Regions from separate parts of the Homo sapiens genome. Here region 2 is linked to region 1. A link is an interaction called in ENCODE POLR2A ChIA-PET data of the cell type or tissue named here. Cell type or tissue: MCF 10A. All regions are shown on one strand. Links, peaks and the distances in the headings refer to the core of each region. The heading gives the core; the rest is flanking DNA.

Region 1 (8,334 bases), core at 157-8,156:
CCCCCAAACACTTTATCTTCACCAGAGTAGCAGCTTCAGGCCTTTAATTCCTAGCTTCCCCTTGAACAAACACAACTGGGGTCCACTTTTTTTTTCTTCTTAGTGTGATATAGTTGGCTATCTCACGAGCATTTTGCTTCTCCTCCAGTCTCTCTTAATACGTGGTACCACTCTCTACCCAGTTGTTCAAGCTAGAAACCCAGGAGTTTGTTCCCTTCACCATTCACATACCATTCATCAGCAAGTATTTTCATTATTTTTTAAAAAATTCATTCGGCTGGGTCCAGTGGCTCACACCTGTAATCCCAGCACTTTGGGAGGCCGAGGTGAGTGGATCACGTGAGGTCAGGAGTTCAAGACCAGTCCGGCCAACATGGCGAAACCCTGTCTCTACTAAAAATACAAAAATTAGCCAGGCATGGTGGTGGGCGCCTGTAATCCCAGCTACTAGGGAGGCTGAGGCAGGAGAATTGCTTGAACCCTGGAGGCAGAGGTTGCAGTGAGCCGAGATCACACCACTGTAGTCCAGCCTGGGTGACAGAATAAGACTTTGTCTCAAAAAAAAAATTCGTTTGTCTTTTTATTTTTTAAAATTGTAATTAAATTTCAAAGTTTTTATTTATTTATTTTTTAAAAAAACACTTAGTATCACCTCAAGTATTTTCTTTGTTATTCCCAAATATAAAATCCTCTCCCCTACCATTATCTTGGTCCAGGCCACCATTATCTCTCCCCTATTCTTAAGTCTTGCCCACTCCCTACACTCACTTCTCCACACAGCAACCAGAATTATCTCTTTAAAGCGCAAGTCAGATTACACTATTTCCCTGATTAAAACTCTTCTTTGATCTCCCATTGCCCTTTGGACAAAATTCAAAGTGTTTTCCATGGTCAACGAGGCCCTGTGTCATCTCAACCGTTCTTTTTTCCCTGTTGCTCACCCAGCCTTGGTCCCTGTTCTCCTTTATGTTCCTTGGACACGCCAAGCCTTTTCTGGTAGCTAACCCTTGCACTTCTTGTATCTATTGCCTGCGCTCTTTTCCTAGCTTTGCAAATGCCTGGCTTATTCTCATCTTTCAGGTCTCAGCTCACATCTCACTTTCTCAGAGAGGCCTGATCCCATCAGTCCTCTGAGGCCTCATCTCATCATTCTGTAATTATCTATCTGCATTGTCATCTATCCTCATGAGAACAGTAGTTCTTTGGTAACTGGACCTACCTTATGTTAACAGTTGTATCCTCTGTAGGTGTCACAGTAGCTGGCTCATAGAAAGTGCTCAATAACTATCTGAGGAATAAATGAATGGACTCATAATTGACTGAAAGGGTGTTGAAGTTGTATTAAAAATGAATTTGAGGCCAGGCCTGGTGGCTCATGCCTGTAATCCCAGCACTTTGGGAGGCCGAGGCAGGAAGATCACTTGAGGTCAGGAGTTCGAGACCAGCTCTGGCCAACATAATAAAACCTTGTCTCCATTAAAAATACAAAAATTAGCTGGGCATGGTGGTGCCTGCCTGTATTCCCAACTACTGTGGAGGCTGAAGCAGGAGAATTGTGTGAACCTGGGAGGTGGAGGTTGCAGTGAGCCAAGATCGTGCCACTGCACTCCAGCCTGGGAGGTGGAGTGAGACTCCATCTCAAAAAAAAAAAAAAAAGAATTTGAACCTGAGCTTTGCCACTTCCTGTGTGACTTTGGGCAAATTATGCTATCTTTCTGGGCTTTAGTTGCCTCATCTGTATAATAGCAGTTCTATCTACCTTACAGAATGTTGTGCGGGTCAGTTAAGATATTGGCTGTGAATGTACCCACCACAGTACCTGATACATATTAAGTATTCAGTCCACCACCAGTCAAAGCCTGGCACTTAATTCTGAACATGCATAGAAGAGTTCTATCAAGTTTCAGCCTCATTAATGGAACTGTTTGTGTGTTGTGCCTGTGTGTGTGTGATCCATAAGATGCCTGTGACTTCCCGCAAGTAACACTTGCCTGGCTGGAAAGACAGTTCTAACCCAGGGTGTCAGCTGTTGCACTGAGTGATACTCGATCTGATTACCCAGGGGTGCCAAGCACAGAGCCTTCACTGGAGAGCTGAACACAGACCCTAAAATTAAATTATCAAACCTAACATCGTGTGGCCCAGTCTGGTTGTCAAGATAGATGCTGTGTCTAGACAGTCATCTCCCTTGGGAAATCACAGTTGCTTAAAAAGGAGGCACGTGGTCTCCTGTTAAGAATACAAAACAGGCCTGTGAGCTGTTGAGGAAGAGGTTGCTGCTTGAGGTTGCATGGGCCTATGGAGCAGGGCCTGGGGAAAGAAGCTGTCTGCTTCTATACTCATGTGAGTCTCTGGATCATGGTGGTGGCCTTCTCCTTCACTCATGTCGGGACAACTGAGTCCATGGTGCATGGGAAGGTAGAGACATAGCTATCACCTTCCCCAGAGCCAGTGATACTGTGCCTCCACTGAAGATTGCTGGGAGGAATTGAAAGGCAAGTCTGGAATATGCATTACCTGCTGGGGAGGGGAGCAGAAATCTTGCTGCAACTTGCGTGCTTGGCATGATGATCTAGGTGGCTCCCTTCTGAATGCTGTTAGGATGAGTGTTTTAAGGTGAGCACTCTAGAATTAGGTAGACCTGGGTTCCAATCCTGGTGATGCAGTGACCTTGATCAAATTATTGAATGTCTGAGCCATAGTTTGCTCATTATTAAATGGAGGTAATAATGACCTGTATCTTATCTAGTTGCTGTGAGGATTAGATGATACGGTGCATGTAAAAATATTAGCTTAGTGCCTGGCACATAGCCAGTGGTCAATAAATGATCATTCTTTTTATTAGTCAGGATTTTGAGTTTAGTATTTCTTTTCCTTTCTTTTCTTTTTATTTTTTTCTGCTCTCTGTGAACAAAAAGTTTGATACTTCTGATGAGCCTCACCCACACTGAACTTTCAGTCTTGCTTCCCCTCTTGCTAACTGTGTTCCTTGGACAAGTTATGGAACCTCTCTGAGTCAATGTTCTTATCTGTTACCTGCAGTTTACAGTTCCCATCTCACAGTGAGGATGAAATGAGATCAGAGCACCTGATACATAGTAAGTGCTCAAAATACTTATTTCCTCCCACCTTGGTTCTGGAGTATCTGAAATACGGCCCCTTTAAGCTTGTTAAGATTCCTCACTAGCCTTGTATGCAGCTGTGGGCAGAGAGCTTTGGCAGAAGGAAAGACTTTTTGTTTTTTTTTAAATGACTGTTTCATAATCTGTTGGCTCAAATCTGCTGCTGCCACACCCTGTGCCTCTCAGGGTCCCTGGGTCCTGTTGCAGTTATCATATGCCTCACCTTTAACCTAAATGACTCTGCGAAGTGGCTGCTATGGAAGGATTTACTGAGTGCAAAATGGATTTTCTTCCCTGCTCTTTGGGGCAAAGCTGGCTCAGAGATTCTTAGCTGCAGGGGGAGGGGCTGGCAGGCCTGAACCGCAGTTGGACTTAGCAGCCAGGGGTTTTCTGGTTTTCATTAAAATTCTCTGGCTGTCTTTTGGGATAGCTCCATTGGATATGACTGTGCACTGGAGCCGGTTGTGCTGTTCTCTCAGCTGTACACACCCATCAAATCACAGTGCCCCTGAGGACGAGAGAAAATTGAAGGTAGGCAATAGCCTGGCTGAGGGCTCTTGCTCAGCAATCTTTGTGGTAAGTGGCCTCCGTTTATAACTGCAGAGCTTGAGTTTTGCAGTCTTAAATACAGATGGGGAGGCAGACATGGCTGAGCTGGGAATGGGTTGCAGAGAGAATCCTGTTACAGCTTGCTTTTGAGGATGGACTTGCTCTTGAGGACAGATGGAGGTTTCCTGGCAGCTGTCGAGGTCCCCAAGTGTTACATTAATGAAAATGGCCTGATCTGATTATTCTTTTTTGTTTTTGTTTGTTTGGTTTTTTTTTCATTTGATCTGATCATTCTTTGGAGGTACTTGATACCCTCATATGCCCAAGGGGCTTGAGGTTGGGTGATGCAGTTTTCTGAGGGTGACATGCTGAATTAAAGAGGATTGAGATTTTTATTTATTTATTATTGTTTTCTTAATTCCCAGTGTGGTAGCAGAGGATTCAGTTTTGAATGTTAATTTCTGGTGGCTGAAGGAATCTCACTTGAGACTGAAACTTGAGCCTGCAAACCTAGGTTCAAATCATAACTCTGTTATTAACTTGCCTTATGACCTTGGGCAAGTTACTTTCCTGGATTTCAGCTTCACAGTGTGGTTGTAGGGATTAAGTGAGATAAATTATGTAAAGCTCTTGGCATATCGAGTGTTCTCAACAAATGGGAGATGTTATTAGAAATTGGCCTAAATTTGACCTGTCACTCTAGCTTGCCAAGATATATTTTAATTCTGTAATATAAAACATTTGTTCCACATCCCTCCCAGCTTTGTGTCATTTAAGAACTTGAGGCAGGCCGGGCTCAGTGGCTGACACCTGTAATCCCAGCACTTTGGGAAGCCAAGGTGAGCAGATCACCTGAGGTCAGGAGTTCGAGACCAGCCTGACCAACATGGTGAAACCCCCGTCTCTACTAAAAATACAAAAATTAGCTGGGTGTGGTAGCATGTGCCTGTAATCCTAGCTACTCCGGAGGCTGAGGCAGGAGAATCACTTGAACCCGGAAAGCAGAGGTTGTAGTGAGCTGAGGTCATGCCGTTGCATTCCAGCCTGAGTGACAGAGCAAGACTCTGTCTCAAAAAAAAAAAAAAAAAAAAAAAAAAAGAATTTGAGGCAAACATGTTCCCTAGGGCAAGCTGAAACTCCTCTCCCTGGAAAAATACATCAAAACCATATTATTATGTTCCCCAGTGAGATGCTTAAGATGTCGGGTATTTCATATCTAGGTAACTTAGAAAAAATGGATTTTTCCTATCATTCTTGATAGATAGATTATGAGAAAGTCATTTTAATTAATATTGGGTATAAATGTTCCCTGATGTTACTCCCAAGAGAGCATGATTAAGGTTCCTATTTACCTTTAGAGTACACTCTTTTTCCATTCTTTTCTCCTTTTACTCTACTCTTCAAACCCTGTGTTCTAGCTATGGTGGACTGCTTACATAAAAATAATTAATGCGAAACATACAATGCATATGAAAGAATGTTTTAAATACATATTTACAGTTTAAAGAAGAACATAAAAATTGTGACCAGATGCAGTAGCACATGTTTGCAATTCCAGCTACTCAGGTGGCTGAGGTTGGAGGATTTCTTGAGGCCAGGAGTTCAAGACCAGCCTGGGCAAAATAGTGAGATGCTGTCTCAAAAAATAAAAGAAAGAAAATTGTGAATTTGCCATCCAATTTATCAGATGGAACATTATTTGTATCCTAGAAGCTGTTTGTCTACTCTCTGCCCTGAAATCATACCCCCTTTCCTCCTCACCAGACATAATGATTATCCTGACTTTTGTGTTCATCGTTCTCTTACTTTTCTGTACAGTTTAACCACCTGTGTTTGTATTACTAAAACAAATGTTGTTTTTTAAAAAACCAAGAAGCAAGCACAAACCTAGCAAGCTTTGTTACTGTTAGATCTAAACTCTGGGTCATAATATAGCTTTAGATTCCCAGGGGGTTTAAAAGGCTCTAATGGGGAAGTCAGTGGGCAAGGATGTGAGTGAGTCCTAGGAAATAAGGATCACTACTATTGAGACATCTGATAGGGTTGTAGTGTGGGCACACACTGGACATATGGAATATGGTCACAAAGAGTGGACGGCTCTGTCTTTTCTACTTCCAGTCTTTCTTTGGCGTCCTTTCAGCTCTCAAGGGGTAGGTCAAAGCAAAACTCTTCTGTAGGATGAAGTGAACGTCACCAACTAACCCAAACAAATAGTGTGGAGATGAGCAGGTGCTTCATCAGCACATGGTCAAGACAAATAGAGGCAGAAAAGAACCTCGACTAAGTTTACCTATGCATTTTTTGTCAGGTTAAAAAGAGAATATGCAGGCCAGGCCTGGTGGCTCACACTTGTAATCCCAGCACTTTGGGAGGCCAAGGCAGGCGGATCACCTGAAGTTGGGAGTTCGAGACCAGTCTGACCAACATGGAGAAACCCCATCTCTCCTAAAAATACAAAATTAGCCAGGTATGATGGCACATGCCTATAATCCCAGCTACTCTGGAGGCTGAGGCAGGAGAATCGCTTGAACCCGGGAAACGGAGGTTGCGGTGTGCCGAGATTGCACCATTGCACTCCAGCCTGGCCAAGAAGAGCAAAACTCCATCTCAAAAAAAAAAAAGAAAAAAAAAGAATACGCAGAACCACTTACGGAATATTCTTACCCAAATGTTGACTCCTAAAATCTCATCAAGTCTCTAGAGCTAACTTTAATATATTGGAAAGATGGGGGAAAGGATGACAAGTGGAATTACACTCTAAGGAAACAAACAGAGAAATTTAGAATGTAGAACATTCTGTCAGACAACTGACTTGGCTTCCGCAACAAGTCAATGACATGAAAAAAATAATAAAGTGACTTAAGAATTATAACCAGATGTCATGTGTGAACCTTGTTTTTATTCGGATAGTCTATGTGTTAGTTTGCTAGGCCTGCCATAACAAAATACCACACACTGGGTGGCTTAAGCAACAGAAATTAGTATTTTCACAGTTCTGGAGGCTAGGAGTCCAAGATCAAGGTGCTGGCAGGATTGGTTTCCTCTGAGGCCTCTCTCCTTGGCTTGCAGATGGCTGCCCTCTTTCCACCTCCTTGCATGGTCATTTCTCTATATATGCACACTCCCAGTGTCCTGCTACGTGTCCTATTCTCCTCTTTCTATAAGGACACCAGTTAGATTGGATTAGGGCCCACCCTAACAATCTCATTTTAACTTAATTACCTCTTTAATGGCTCTATCTCCAAATACATGAACAGTCACATTCTAAGGTACTGGGAATTAGGGCTTCAACATATGTATGAACTTGTGGGGGGACATAATTTAGTTTAATTGCAAAGAGACTTTTTTTTTTTTTTTGAGGTGGAGTCTTGCTGTGTTGCCCAGGCTGAAGTGCAATGGCACGATCTCAGCTCACTGCAACCTCTGCCTCCCGGGTTCAAGCAATTCTCCTGCCTCAGCCTCCTGAGTAGCTGGGATTACAGGTGCGTGCCACCATGCCTAGCTAACTTTTGTTTTTTAGTGGAGATGGGGTTTCACCATGTTGGCCAGGCTAGTTTCGAACTCCTAGCCTCAGGTGTTCTGCCCACTTCGGCCTCCTAAAGTGCTGGGATTATAGGGGTGAGCTACCACACGCAGCCAAAAAAAGACTTTTTTTTGAGACAGGGTCTTGCTTTGTTTCTCAGGCTGGAGTACAGTGGCATGAACACGGCTCAACATAGCCTTGACCTCCTGAGATCAAGCAGTCCTCCCACCTCAGGCTCCCAAGAAGCTGGGACTACAGGCATATACCACCACACCCAACTAATTTTTTTTTTTTTTTGAAGAGATGCGGTCTCACCATGTTACCCAGGCTGCTCTTGAACTCCTGGTCTCAAGCGATCCTCCTGCTTTGGCCTCCCAAAATGCTGGGATTATAAGCATGAGCCACCACACCTGGCATTGAAAAGACATTAAAAAAATTTTTTTAAATGGCTTTTGGGTTATAAGTGGTTTTTGGTTACATGGATAAATTCTACAGTGGTGAATTCTGAGATTTTAGTGCACCTGTCAACCAAACAGTGTACACCCTACTCAGTATGTAGTCTTTTATCCCTCACTCCCCTTGCCCACTCCTTCCCCAGGTCACAAATTTCATTATATTGCTCTGTATTGTTTTTGTGTCCTCACAGCTTAGTTCCCACTTAAGTAAGAAAACAAGGTATCTGGTTTTCCATTCCTGAGTTACTTCACTTAGAATAATGGCTTCCAGCTCAATCCAAGTTGCTGCAAAAGACATTATTCTATTCCTTTTTATGGCTGAGTAGTATTCTATGGTGGATATATACCACATTTTCTTTATCCACTCATTGGTTGATGGGCACTTAGGTCGGTTCCATATCTTTGCAATTGTGAATTGTGCTGCTACAAGTATGCATGTAGATGTGTGTAAAAAGAAATTTTTGAGATGATATCAAGGAATTACTGTTACTTTTATTCAGGTGTGATAATAATAGTATAATGTAAGAAGATGAATAATATAGAGATGAGTTCTGAGGTACATAGGAATAAAATGATATGATGTAGAATTTGTTTAAAAATATTTAAACAGCCTGGATGCTAAGGTTCATACCTGTAATCCCAGCACTTTGGGAGACTGAGGCAGGTGGTTTGCTGCATCCCAGAG
Region 2 (8,334 bases), core at 300-8,299, 160 kb before region 1:
TCTATCCACTCTACTTATTTTACACAGAGACACTCCTCTAATCCATCTTACACAGACCAACTATCCTAATCACTTCATGCCCCTACTCTAAACTGCCACTGGTTGGTCACTGCTACTCTACAAAACAAAACCCAAACTCTCAGTATGACCTCTATGGCCTCCCATAATTTGGCTCCATCTAATTTTATGGTCTTTTTTCTCACTACATTCCATCCCGATTTATTCACTCATCCACTCATCCATCTACTCAACGTAAGTCTGGTGTCTACCATAAGGATAAAAAGATGAAGACACCCTCAAGGAACTCACAGATTAGTAGAGAAGATACAAACACAAAATACAAAATAATGTGGTAAAAGCAACGATGGAAATATTCATAGGAACCTGTGGAAGCACAGATGACTTCAAACTCAGCCAGGGTAGGAGGGAAGGGGAACACAGAAGGATTCCTGGGGAAAGTTACATCTAAGATAGAATCTTCAAGGATTAACAGGAGTTTGCCAAGGCAAGTAGGAGCAGTGAGTAGGCCTAAACAGCATGAACAGTAGGACATGGTCAAGAAACCACACACACACACACACACACACACACACACACTCTCACACACTCACACACAAATCCTACTACTAAAGTATTAAGGGGATAAATAGGCTAGAACTAGACAAGAAACAGACAATGGTGAAACTTATTTTTAAAAACTTGGACTTGAGCAGACAGTGGAGAATCACTGAGGAATTTTAAACAGAAGAATTATAATGATTGAGAGCTGTAAGGCTGAGTTTACAAGGCTAAATTCAGGGAAGAGAATTTACTGAATGGGGAGCAAAAAGGCAAGACTAAAGAGTAGGTTGATTGGCCGGGCGCGGTGGCTCACGCCTGTAATCCCAGGACTTTGGGAGGCCGAGGTGGGCAGATCATGAGGTCAGGAGGAGACCATCATGGCTAACACAGTGAAACTCCGTTTCTACTAAAAATACAAAAAATTAGCCGGGTGTGGTGGTGGGCCCCTGTTGCCCTAGCTACTCGGGAGGCTGACGCAGAAGAATGGTGTGAACCTGGAAGGCGGAGATTGCAGTGAGCTGAGGACCGCGCCACTGCACTCCAGCATGGGGGACAGAGCAAGACTCCGTCTCCAAAAAAAAAAAAAAAAGAGAGAGAGAGAGAGTAGGTAGATCATGTAAGAATACAGTTTACAATAGTCTAGACCAGAAAAAATGAGACTCTGAACACTGGGAAAAGAAAAGGAGAAAGATTCAACAAATATTAATAAAATTAGAATGAACTAAACTGGAATGGATACAGTGGGTGAAACAAGGGAAAAGTAATAAGATAACTCCAAGGTGTGTGGCTTTATCATCTGAGTGCTGTGGTGCCATTAGTTGAGACAGCAAACACTGAAGGACAGAGAGGATATATAGATATAAAATTACATTTTGGACATGCTGCTCTTGAGGTACCCAAGGAAAATTTCCAGAAGGGAGATATCTATATATATGTTTGCAGCTCCGAGGAGAGATACGGAATTCAGGTCTCAGTGTTACGTGTGTCTCTGTATTAGAATGCTTTTTCTGACACCCATACTCACCCCCTACTGGAATCAGTGGCATTCTACCGTCCTTTATAACACTGATCTCACTTGTCATTATTTGCTCAGCATTTATCTTCCTCACTAGAAGGTAAAGAATGTGCCTGTCTTCTTAAGTTCCTTAAGACGGAGCACAAAGTAGGCATATGCAGTAAATATTTACTGGATGGTTGAATGAGTAACCGATTTGAGGGCCACCAGTAGGACTGAAGTCACAGTAAATGACAAGAAAAAGAGAACCAATGATGGCATCATCAAGGGGTAAAAGCTGCATTTAAGAAGATGGCAGAAGAAAAGAAAACGGTAAGGGAAAGGGTCACTCAATGGAGTGAAAGAAGAAAACTAAGTAAGTACTAATTTGTCACCTCCACAGGGTCAAATGCTGCAGGGAAGTCAAGGAAGAACTTAAAAGGGTCCGTCCATTAAGACTGAACAAGAGTTGATGTCAAGCTGGGCAAGAAGACTCGGAGGAATAGTGTGGATGGAAAAAAGGAAAGAAAGCGGAAATAATACAGAACAGGGGAGAGCTGAACAGCTTTGGTATCCCCTGAAAATAAATTAAAAAGGGAAAGGGGGGAGTGACGGCTGAGAAAAGGAAATGCCAGAAAGGGCTAAGGCTGTTGCGGGCTTAAGTGAGAAAAGGAATACGACAGAGATGAAGGCCAATGACAGTCTGACTCACAGGGGTTTGCAGTCTCCCTAGAGGAAGTGGAGGGGCCTGAATTGGCCACCCCGGGCATGGCGCAACACCTCCGACTCTGGGGAGGAGTTGAGTCCAGGCCCCTGATGCTGCGGCGGTCTTCACTTGCTCTCACCCACGAGCCACTGCAGCGGCAGCGGCCCTCTTCTCCGTCGTCACTAGGACGGGGCCCAAGGTCCTCTCTTGCTCTCTCCCAGAAGCTGCAGCGGAAACCTTCGTCTTCACTTTCTCTCTCCCAAAAGCCACTGAAGCGGTAGCTGGCGTCTTCACTGCCGCTCACACCAGAGGAGTCGCTGGCTGCGTAGCCGCGGTCTCCACTTACTTCCTCCCAAGAACTACCAACGCTGTGGCCGCCTTCGACACTCCCTCCCTCCCAGGAGCCACTGAAGCGGCGACTGCGATCGTCACTGACTCTATCCCCGAAGTCACTAGTTCGCGGGTCCCGAATGTCACTGACTCCCTCCCAAGGACCACTGAGGCGGAGGCCTCGGTCTTCTCTGGCTGTTCCCCTGGAGTCGGTAGTTTGGTGGCCTCCAACTTCACTAAAATTCACGTCGCTGCTGCAGAAGGTGCTGTCTCCCCTAACTCTCTCCCAAGAGCAGCTGTGACTGTGGCCACTATCTCCCCTAACTCTCTCCCTAGAGACGCTGCGGCAGTGGCCGAGGTTTTCACTGACCCTTCTCAAGTCACTGCGGGAGAAGCCGGCGTCTGCACTTAGGCTTCCTGCAGCGACCCTGGAGCGGCGGTCGCTCTCTTCACATTTTCTTTCCCCGTCGTCGCTAACTCTTTCCCTAGACTCGGCGCCGGAATGGCCGTGTAGACCGTTTATCCTCCACACGTGGTGGCTAGTGCGGCGGCCACCGTCTTCGTCTGCTACTCCCTGCGAATCGCCGTAGCGGCGGCCGCCTTCCGCTGGTACTTTCTCGGAGTCTCTTTCCAGCCTCCCGACTCCAGCCACTTGGCTGGAGAGGCAGCAGGGCCGTCGCCTTGGAAACGAGTACACTTCCGACGTGCTGAGGTCATTTCCCGTTCCTCACGGCCCACGCTACTTCCGGTTTCCTTTCCCTCAGCTATTCCATGGCTTTTCGTGTGGACAAATCGGGAGGTGGTGTAAACTGGTTTTTGGTGAAATTCGGCTCGGCCTCATGCGAACCTATCTAGGTCCGTCTCTGGAGTGGCCTGTCATCGATCGCGCCCTCCATCGCTGAGCGACACAAGTGGAACCCCCCAGGACTGCATTCTGCGTAGGTGACCTGTGTGGCGCGGGCCGGGCGGGGCCTTTTTGTCCTTGGGCAAACGTGGTATACTTTCTCAGTGGTGGTTGGAAGGAAATTTGTTGCCCTGTCATTTCGCAAGTATGGAAAAAGACCTAAAGGAGAATTTAGCAGCTGCAGCCGCTGTTTTTATTGCGTACTTTACTAGCGCCAACTCTTTAATAATCGCTTGTTAGTTGTTACCCCTGTTTTATGGGTCAAGAGACTCAATATATCAGTACTTTGGTAAGGCCAGGCAGCAGGTAAGTTGTAAAACCAGTAAAAAAACACAGGTCATTAGTCAAAAGAGTGCTTCAGGTCTCCTGACTCCAAATCCGAGAATCCTTTCACTGTAGCATGTTTACTGCTCAAATATTTCTACAACCCTATTGCTTAACAACAGGAATGAATTATTTCACCATTTGTTGCAAACGTATGGGTCACGTTTTGTGCCAGCAGCAGAAAATACAGAAATTAGTAAGAATTACCTGCCCTCCAGGGGCATCACCAACCTGGATTCCCCTCTCGGCCCAGTTTTTCCACCCTTATTGCCTTCTCCCTTCAGGAATAATGAACTCGTCCTGGAAGCGTACCTTACTTTTTAATATCTCTGCCTTGTCATGTGCTGTTCGTCTTACCAGGAAACTACCCTGCTTTTCCCCCAGTTTTGGTCTGTGAACACATTTGGGAAATTCTTCTGATCCTACCGCTACTCTCTTGAGGTACAGTAAATTGTCTTTGACTTCCATCACCTTTTGTAATATTACAATTGCCATCTACTGAGTTCCTATGATCTGCCTGGCATTGTACTAAGTGCTTTATATTTTCTTGTTCATTTTTTTATGCCAACATAAATGAGTTTGACTCAATTCTTATTATAACCTGCCAAAATAAGTATTCCTCTTCCTTTTTACAGAGAGAGAAACAAGGGAAAAAAAAGTTAATTGCCTGAGGATATACTGCTAGTGTTGCGGGACAAATAGAGACGGGAGAGGCCAAACAGAATTCAGGACAACCCTTTATTATTAAGGTGATCACTGGCTCAGTCGGACTGGGGTCCAGAAAGTCTGAGCCCGGAACAAAGGGATCAATCACCTTTTAAGCAATTTGTGGCGGGAGTTTGGTGCTACAGGAAGCCTACTTGCAGAAGCAAGAACAAAGGCAGTTAATTATTCTTTTACATTTGTTACACCACATGTCTTACATCCTTGGGAATGCATGCTTTTGTAGCAATTGCTTATCAACCTTGTGACTTTACAGCGCGCTAGGGAGGGAAGCAGGAACTCGTGGTGCCTCAAGGAACGTGAAACGGTGGAACACAGATAAGCCTCTCCGTGCGTAGAGGAGAAATAAGCGGTTAATATTCTCTCTTAACCCAGGCCTCCGGAGGGTGGGGGGCTATATTTCATTCTACCTCTAAGGAAAAGAATAAACTTCTTGACTAATATACTTATAAAATTCATTAATTCCCCCTTCACTAGTAAATAATAAATACCTGACTTAGGATTCCAAAATAGGTCTTGAATTTTTCTGCAGGAGCTCCTCAAAGTCTCTGAATTCCCACAACCTTTTATTAGATCACTTATCCCATTGTATTATAATTATCTGTTTAACAATTTTTCCTCACCCCTAAAGGACCCTGAGCTTCTGGAAGGTAGGGACTGTATCTTAAAATCTTGGCATTTCTGATGTCTAGAATATTTCATTTAAGAGAAGGGCTTAGTAACTGTTGTGTGGGTGGGTTGATGAGTTAACTGTCAGGCAGGTGAACTAATAGGCTGAAGATAAAGTTTTTCACTGTTGGAAGTGAATTTGGGATTAGTCATCCTAATCCCCTCACTTTTAGAGATGGGGCAACTGAGTCATGCGCGGTGGCTCACGCCTGTAATTCTAGCACTTTGGGAGGCCAAGGTGAGCGGATCACCTGAAGTCAGGGATTTGAGACCAGCCTGGCCAACATGGCGAAACCCCATCTCTACTAAAAATACAAAAATTAGCCAGGCATGGTAGCAGGAGCCTGTAATCCCAGCTGTTCGGGAGGCTGAGGCAGGAGAATCACTTGAACCTGGGAGGCGGAGGTTGCAGTGAGTTGAGATCGCGCAATTGCGCTCCAGCCTGGGCGACAAGAGCAAAACTCCACCTCAAAGAAAAAACAAAACAAGACATGGGGCAGCTGAGGCCTTTTGTATACCAGGCATTTATCGAGTTATTCATGTGGGCCAGTTTCTGTGATAAATGATTTGCAAATAATACCCAACTTAATCTGTATTGTTATTTTTATTTTTACAGATGAAGAAACAGCTCAGATTTGACCAAGATCACACAAGTAGGAGTTGAGGAATTGGAACCCACTATGACTGACTCCAAATTAATATAGTGTTTATAGCCACTTACATAATAATGGTAAAGGTTTTATTTTTTTCACTATACAATATGTAGTAGATAAATTTACTGAGGAAATGAGACAGCACGTGACAAATCCTTAAAGGATACACACATGACAGGAAGGATTAGAAGAGGAAACAGAAACAGGTAACAGAGAAGCAGAAAAAGTAAAATCTCCCAAAATAAAAATAGAAGGAATTAAAAATAAAAGCAGACTCCGGGTGCAGTGGCTCATGCCCAGCACTTTGGGAGGCCGAGGCAGGTGAATCACTTGAGGTCAGGAGTTTGAGACCAGCCTCGCCAACATGATGAAACCCTGTTTCTACTAGAAATAAAAAAATTAGCCAGGTGTAGTGGCGTGCACCTGTAATTCTGGTTACTTGGGAAGCTAAGGCAGAAGAATCACTTGAACCCGAGAGGCAGAGGTTGCAGTGAGCCAAGATCATGCCATTGCACTCCAGCCTGGGTGACAGAGCAAGATTATAAAGTCTTCTCAATAAAATCGTCTCAAAAATAATAAAAATAAAAGCAGAAGTTAATGAAATAGCAAATAAAATTGATGATAGTAATTAGCTGGTGTTTGAAAAGAACAATAAATAGAAACTCAACAAATCTGAGGAAGAAAAGGAAAAAAAATGGTATTGGAAACAAAGGAGCCCATGGACGGAGGATGGCTTGAGCCCAGGAGGTTGAGGTTGCAGTGAGCCATGATTGCACCACTGCACTCCAGCCTGGTCAACAGAGCTAGACACTGTCTCAGAAAAAAAAAAAGAAACAGGCCGGGCATGGTGGCTCACGCCTGTAATCCCAGCACTTTGGGAGACCAAGGCAGGCGGATCATGAGGTCAAGAGATCGAGACCATCCCAGCCAGCATGGTGAAACCCCATCTCTACTAAAAATACAAAAATTAGCTGGGCGTGGTGGCAGGCGCCTGTAGTCCCAGCTACGTGGGAGGCTGGGGCAGGAGAATTGCTTGAACCCCCAGGAGGTGGAGGTTGCAGTAAGCCGAGATCGCGCCACTGCACTCCAGCTTGGCGACAGAGTGAGAGTCCGTCTCAGGGAAAAAAAAAAAAAAAGGGCAAAGGGACATCTTACAAAGGAGACTGTGAAAATCAGAAAGAAATTATTTTGTATAACATTATACACGTTGAGCACCCCTTATCCAAAATCTGAGATTTTCAGTCCTTATCCAAAATCTGAAATCCTTATCCAAAATCTGAGTGGCTGAGATCACGCCACTGCACTCCAGCCTGGGCAACACAGCGAGACTCTGTCTCAAAAACAATAAAGTGAGTGTGGTCCAGAAGAGATTAAGAAGCTAAGAAAAGCACACTGGTTTTAGCAAGAAGTCATTGATAATAAGAGTAATTTTAATAAAAAAGCTAAGATGCAATATCCAGACTGCATGGGATTTCAAGGTAAGTGCCTGACTATGGAAGAAATTTTTTTTTCTTTTTTTTTTGAGACAGAGTCTCGCTGTGTCACCCAGGCTGGAGTGCAGTGGCGCAATCTTGGCTTACTGCAAGCTGCCTCCTGGGTTCACTCCATTCTCCTGCCTCAGCCTCTCCGAGTAGCTGGGACTACGGGCGCCCACCACCACGTCCAGCTAATTTTTTTATTTTTAGTAGAGACGGGGTTTCACCGTGGTCTCGATCTCCTGACCTTGTGATCCGCCCGCCTCGTCTTCCCAAAGTGCTGGGATTACAAGCGTGAGCCACCGCGCCCAGCCTGGAAGAAGTTTCTTAAGTGAAACAGGGTTCAGAATACATCCTGGAGTGGTCATCTCAGTATTCTAGAGAACTGGAACCTTTTGTGAGTAGGAAGGAAGGTATGATTCCAGTTAGTAAATATGACTAGTCCTCCACTTCTACCTCAGTTTTTCTAAAGTGGGGTGATAAAGCAGGATATCATAAATCAGCTTTTTATATCTTGTTTCAGAGAAGGGAGCAGGGCCAACCCCAGGCAAAAACAAAAAACGAAGTGGATATTGGTGACAGTCTGTACTCCTTTCTGCCTATGTGCCATTTTCTGTTATTTCCCAGTCATTCTTGTTCTTCTTTTGGTGCTCACTCCCAAATCTTCACAGGGGTACTCCTTGGGTACCTTTTGGCTCTTATTTAGCTACTCTTCCCCACCTGCTCAACACAATGCCCATTATCTCTGGGAGCTGACCCCATTTAGGATTAGGAAAAAACTTCCCAATTCTACAAGAGTGCAGGTCTTTCTTGATAATAGTCTTTATTTTCCATTTCTACCTCCATTTAGGCAGCTACATTTTTCCACCTGCAGCATGGTTAGATGCCTCCTCAGATTTTCCTGAATATTTTGTGTAAACCTCCATTAGGTTGCTTACTTGGTACTAAATTGTAAGGTCAGTCATATAAAAAATATGTATATACTAAGCTGTTAT

What was found. ChIA-PET counts read pairs that join two places held together with the same protein. Peaks named below come from ENCODE experiments on the same cell type or tissue, not always from the same donor. Only the 100,000 strongest peaks of a DNase experiment are listed, where the experiment ranks them.
Region 2: POLR2A ChIA-PET joins it to region 1 with 15 read pairs; 4 of 35 experiments call an interaction of 5 or more read pairs at or near these places.

Annotation. Positions count from the first base shown.
Region 1 is chr11:83,029,491-83,037,824 of GRCh38, reverse strand. The region is part of intron 1 of RAB30 (RAB30, member RAS oncogene family); the gene reads left to right. Among named protein-coding and RNA genes, the nearest start is that of SNORA70E, 7.9 kb to the left of the region's middle. In MCF 10A, for the core only: no CTCF peak of the experiment used is centred there; a DNase peak (open chromatin) is centred at 3,284.
Region 2 is chr11:83,188,662-83,196,995 of GRCh38, reverse strand. ANKRD42 (ankyrin repeat domain 42) reads right to left here and starts at 3,284. Exons shown (of 11, transcript NM_001300975.2): 1 at 2,268-3,284. The coding sequence starts at 2,325. It overlaps ANKRD42-DT (ANKRD42 divergent transcript), which reads left to right and starts at 3,327. Exons shown (of 3, transcript NR_149009.1): 1 at 3,327-3,529; 2 at 5,828-5,941. RefSeq lists enhancers at 2,308-2,667, 3,188-3,297, 3,358-3,577 and a silencer at 2,875-3,053. In MCF 10A, for the core only: no CTCF peak of the experiment used is centred there; DNase peaks (open chromatin) are centred at 2,315, 2,555 and 3,305.